2 separate regions of the Homo sapiens genome follow, and region 2 is linked to region 1. A link is a loop called in an ENCODE intact Hi-C map of the cell type or tissue named here. Cell type or tissue: Calu3. All regions are shown on one strand. Each heading gives the region's core, and the rest is flanking DNA. Links, peaks and the distances in the headings are about the cores only.

Region 1 (2,810 bases), core at 266-2,765:
CGCAAAAAGTCCCGTTTCTAGTTCCATACTGCTGTTACCACTCCCAAGGTAAATTTCCTAGGATTGTTCTCTCTTCTGTCTATTCTGAGGTCTCCACACTGAAGGATTTTCTTTGTTGTTTTAACAATCACCCTTGTTGTGTTTCTGGATAAGAGTTGAGGAAAATAAAAAAGCATTTTGCTGGGTGCAGTGGTTCAAACCTGAAATCCTAGTGCTTTGGGAGGCTAAGGTGAGAAGATACCATGAGGCCAGCGGTTCAAGACCAGACTGCGCAATATAGTGCTAGCCCTGGCCCTACAAAATAATAATAATAAAAAAGATGAGGTGGTACACTGCTGTAGTTCTAGCTACTGAAGAGGCTGAGGTGGGAGAATTGCTTGAGCTCAGGTGTTCAAGGTTACAGAGAGCTATACTGGCACCATTGCACTCCAGCCTGGGCAACAGAGTGATACCATTTCTTTTCTTTGAAAGCATCTTAATACAGAAAAATGCAGAAAAAGGCAAACCCAGAGGTGTTGATAGCACTTGTTTGAAAGGTAATACAATGTGACATCACTTGTATTTTTGTACTTATTAGTATTTAACTTTTTGCATTAATTATTTTAAAATACCTACTGAGTGTACTTAATATTTACAGAGTGAAGAAGGTATGGGGAATACACAGTATAAGAAATTATCCCTCTACATTCTATAAAAATAAGATGTACAAAAACTATAATTCAAAATAGCATATATAGGAACCACATCTTATATATTTTTAATCCTCCATAGGATATCCTATGGTAGCCTTGATGTAGGTGCTTAATACATTTCTGGAAATTTTTATCTGCCATCTATGAATATATTTTATTTGGTAGAACATACAATTCCCAAATAACACCACCGGAAAAATATTTTAAGATCATCTTTGGCCCGGCGCAGTGGCTCATGCCTGTAATCCTAGCACTTTGGGGGGCTGAGGCAGGTGAATCACCTGAGGTCAGGAGTTCGAGACCAGCCTGGCCAAGATGGTGGAAACCCGTCTCTACTAAAAATACAAAAATTAGCTGAGCATGGTGGTTCATGCCTGTAATCCCAGTTACTCGGGAAGCTGAGGCAGGAGAATCACTTGAACACAGGAGGCAGAGGTTGCAGTGAGCCGAGATCGTGCCGCTGCACTCCAGCCTGGGCGACAGAGTGAGACTCCGTCTCAAAAAAAAAAAGATTATCTTTTTCATGAGCATAATCAGGTCTTTAAAAATGATTAAAATCTTTAGCCACTGGCTAGTCGGCTTTGATTAATGTCAAAAATATAAGACCAGTTTTGCTTCAATACACCTTGCAGTGGAACACTATTATCGCTAGGGTGCGCTATTAGCATTGCTAGCCAGTTAATGATCCTGCCAGAAGAGCCTGAAAATCACAGAAAGCTGTCCAGTGTTTGGAGTGGAGTGGCAGGTTCCTGAACTAGACTGAAAGTCACTGAACTTTTTCCAGACTGTCACAGGCACAATCATAACATCACCCCACTACTTTCTCATTTTAAAAATATGAGTATACAACAATAATATATTAATGGGGCCGGGCGCAGTGGCTCACACCTGTAATCCCAGCACTTTGGGAGGCCGAGGCCAGCGGATCACCTGAGGTCAGGAGTTCGAGACCAGCCTGGTTAACATGATGAAACCCCGTCTCTACTAAAAATACAAAAAAAATTAGCTGGGTGTGCTGGCAGCCACCTGTAATCCCAGCTACTAGGGAGGCTGAGGCCGGAGAATCACTTGAACCCGGGAGGCGGAGGTTGTGGTGAGCTGAGATCGCACCATTGCACTCCAGCTTGGCCAACAAGAGCAAAACTCCATCTCTGAAAAAAAAAAATTATATATATATATGACCTTGCAACAAAAATATGAGCAAATATGTGTAGCTATAATTCACTCTTCTAATAAAACCTGCAAAAAGTTAACAGTTAATGATATAATTATTCTGTGTTTCATAAAAGGCCTAAACAGGAAGCAGATCAAGAAATAACCACAATTAGAATTACTTTGTGAATGTAAACTCTTTTAGTTTCTTTTCTCACTTTACTAGGTCTAATCAATGTCAATCTTTTCTGATATTACGGTCTATTTTAATCATCATCATTAAACACAAATTGATATCAATAGGTTAAAAGGCGATAAACTCATATCTCCCAAATTGAGAGTTTTTTGCCTTGCCCGCTCAACACCGTTTTCTCTTACCTAATTCTTTTTGCTTGAAATTTCTTTAATTAGAAATCAGGGCCTGGTGCAGTGGCTCATGCCTGTAATCCCAGCACTTTGGGAGGCTGAGGCAGACGGATCACGAGATCAGGAGTTCGAGACCAGCCTGGCCAACATAGCGAAACCCTGTCTCTACTAAAAATACAAAAATTAGCCAGGTGTGGTGGCACATACCTGTGGTCCCAGCTACTTGGGAGGCTGAGGCAGGAGAATCGCTTGAACCCGGGAGGTGGAGCTTGCAGTGAGCCAAGATGGTGCCATTGCACTCCAGCCTGAGTGACAGAGCAAGACTCTGTTTAAAAAAAAAAAAGAAAATAAATCAAGGCTGGGCGCAATGGCTCACGCCTGTAATCCCAGCACTTTGAGAGGCTGAGGAGGATGGATCACTTGAGGTCAGGAGTTCAAGACCAACCTGGCCAACACGGTGAAACCCCGTCTTTACGAAAAATACAAAAATTATTCTGGCGTGCTGGCAGGTGACTGTAATCCCAGCTACTTGGGAGGCTAAGGCGGGAGAACTGCTTGAACCTGGGAGGTGGAGGTTGCAGTGAGCCAAGATCGTGCCAC
Region 2 (2,810 bases), core at 164-2,663, 220 kb after region 1:
AAAAACACAAAAATTAGCCAGGCGTGGGGGCAGGCGCCTGTAATCCCAGCTACTCAGCAGGCTGAGACAAGAGAATCGCTTGAACCCAGGAGGTGGAGGTTGCAGTAAGCTGAGATCACGCCCCTGCACTCCAGCCCGAGTGAGAGAGTGAGACTCCATCTCAAAAAATAAAAAATAAACAAACAAACAACAGGCTGGGTGCAGTAGCTCATGCCTGTAATCCCAGCACTTTGTTCAGCTGAGGTGGGCAAATCACCTGAGGTCAAGAGTTTGAGACCAGCCTAGCCAACACTGAAAACCCCATCTCTATTAAAAATACAAGAAAAATTAGCCAGGCATGGAGGGTGATGCATGCCTGTAGTCCCAGGTACTCGGAGTGCTGAGCCAGGAAGAATCGCTTGAACCTGGGAGGCGGAGGTTGCAGTGAGTCAAGATGGCGCCACAGCACTCCAGTCTGAGTGACAGAGCAAGACTCCATCTCAAAAAAATAAACAAACAACAGATCAGTAACACAGAGGCACAACAAGATGGCAGAATAGGACCCGTCAGTGATAGTTCCCCACAGAAACATCAATTTGAACAACAATCCACAAAAGAAAATATCTTCGCTAGAGCTAGGAAAACCAGTTGATAGATAAAAGTACTAGATTTTACAAGGAGAAGAAGATGCATTAAAGATAATAGGAAGGACAGTCTCATATTATCTGTACCAACCCTTCCCCAACCCTAGGTAGTGATGAGAGACACCGCCCACATGGCAGAAGGAGAGGTTAGTGGACATGGGACTTTGCCTTAGAGCCCAGTACTAAGTCTGCCACAGTAATACACAGAACCAGAAAAAACCCCACAGCCTAATTCCAGGCCTGTGCCCACGGACAAAGATTGTGGACCCACACTAAGCACCAGAAAGGAATTCCCCACCCCATCAGGATGAATGGGATTCTCACATCACTGGGCCCCAAATAAATTTCAGCATGGTAGCAGCCTGGGCCTTGGGCATGACCCATTTCCACCCTGGTCCAAGAGGCCATAGGCTTCAGGTGTAGCCCTGCATAGCATCAGCTGTGGCAGCCACAGGACTGCCCACATCACCTTTCCCTCCAACTGTAGGCAACATGGTACAGAGAAAGACACCATCTACTTTAGGGAAGGAGACCGAATTATGCATGAAACTTTTCCTTGGAACCCAGTACCAAGCCCACAACAACAAAACCAGCACCTGGTTCAGGGCCCTGGCCAGCATTACCACACGAGGTGGGGAACTCTCCCTGGGTCTTACTCAGGTCCATCGGGGCCAGGGACATTGGAGTCTGTAACAGAGTCCCAGCTACATAGGCTTACAGTGCCCTCTAGCGCTAAGATGGCTACAGTGACCACAGGCTTAGGGAACTCAACAGTCAGGCTCCTTTGAATTCCTGGAAGGCTCTCTGAAAGACAGGTACAAACAAGGCCAGATTGCAAAAATTGGAATATATATCAATTTCTTCAATGCCCAGATATTGACACACATTGGAAAGCATCAAGAACATTAAGGGAACTATGACCTCACCAAACCAACTAAATAAGGTGCCAGTGATCCATCCTGAAGAGATTGAGAAGTATAATCTAAGACAGGGAATTCAAAATAGTTGTTTTGAGGTAGCCCAATAAACTTCAAGAAAACACAGAGAAATAATTCAGAAATCTATGAGAGAAACTTTACAAAGAGATTAAAATAATCTTGGCCAGGCGTGGTAGCTCATGCCTGTAATCCCAGCACTTTGGGAGGCCGAGGCAGGCAGATCACCTGAGGTCAGGAGTTCGAGACCAGCCTGACCAACATGGTAAAACCCCATCTCTACTAAAAATACAAAAAAAATTAGCCGGGCGCTGTGTCAGGTGCCTGTAATCCCAGCTACTCGGGAGGCTGAGGCAGGAGAATCGCTTGAACCCGGGAGGCGGAGGTTGCCGTGAGCCAAGATCACGCCACTGCACTCCAGCCTGGGCAACAAGAGTGAAACTCCATCTCAAAATAAATAAATAAGTAAATAATAATAATAATCTTTTAAAAATCAAACAGAAATCCTGGAGGTGAAATACACTGAACAAACAAAAATGCATTAAAATGCTGTCTTGACAGCAGAAATTATAAAGCAGAAGAATAAATCTGTGAGCTCAAAGACAGGATATTTGAAAATACAGAGGAGGAAAGAAAAAAAGAATGAAAAAGAACAAAAGAAAGCTTAAAGAATCTGTGTGATAGTGTCAAAAGAACAAATGTGGCCAGGCGCGGTGGCCCACGCCTGTAATCCTAGTATTTTGGGAGGCCGAGGTGGGTGGATCATGAGGTCAGGAGTTCAAGACCAGCGTGACCAACATGGTGAAACCCTGTCTCTACTAAAAATACAAAAAAAAAAAAAAAATCAGCCAGGCATGGTGGCTGGCGCCTATAATCTCAGCTACTTGGGAGGCTGAGGCAGGAGAATTGCTTGAACCCTGGAGGCGGAGGCTGCAGTGGGCAGGGATTGTGCCACTGCACTCCAGCCTGGGTGAACAGTGCAAGACTCCATCTAAAAAAAAAAAAAACAAACAAAACAAAAAAAACAAATGTACGAGTCACTGGCATTCAAGAGGGAGTGCAGAATGAGAACGGAGGGGAGTAGAAAGTTTATTCAAAGCAATAATAACAGGGAACTTTCCAAACCTAGAGAAAGATATAAATATTGAGGTATGGAAAGGTAAAAAGTTCCCAATTAAATTTAATGAAATAAGACTACTCCACGGCATATAATAATCAAATTCTCAAAGGTCAAGGACAAAGAAAAGGTCAT

Evidence for each region. Peaks named below come from ENCODE experiments on the same cell type or tissue, not always from the same donor. Only the 100,000 strongest peaks of a DNase experiment are listed, where the experiment ranks them.
Region 2: a loop joins it to region 1, with 7 times the contacts of the local background. A loop is called at or near these places in 92 of 110 quality-filtered maps.

The regions. Positions count from the first base shown.
Region 1 is chr15:42,925,418-42,928,227 of GRCh38, reverse strand. No RefSeq gene overlaps it. Among named protein-coding and RNA genes, the nearest start is that of TTBK2, 6.0 kb to the right of the region's middle. In Calu3, for the core only: no CTCF peak of the experiment used is centred there; a DNase peak (open chromatin) is centred at 1,377.
Region 2 is chr15:42,703,123-42,705,932 of GRCh38, reverse strand. The region is part of intron 26 of STARD9 (StAR related lipid transfer domain containing 9); the gene reads right to left. Among named protein-coding and RNA genes, the nearest start is that of CDAN1, 33 kb to the left of the region's middle. In Calu3, for the core only: a CTCF peak has its summit at 1,347 (motif pointing left); a DNase peak (open chromatin) is centred at 1,332.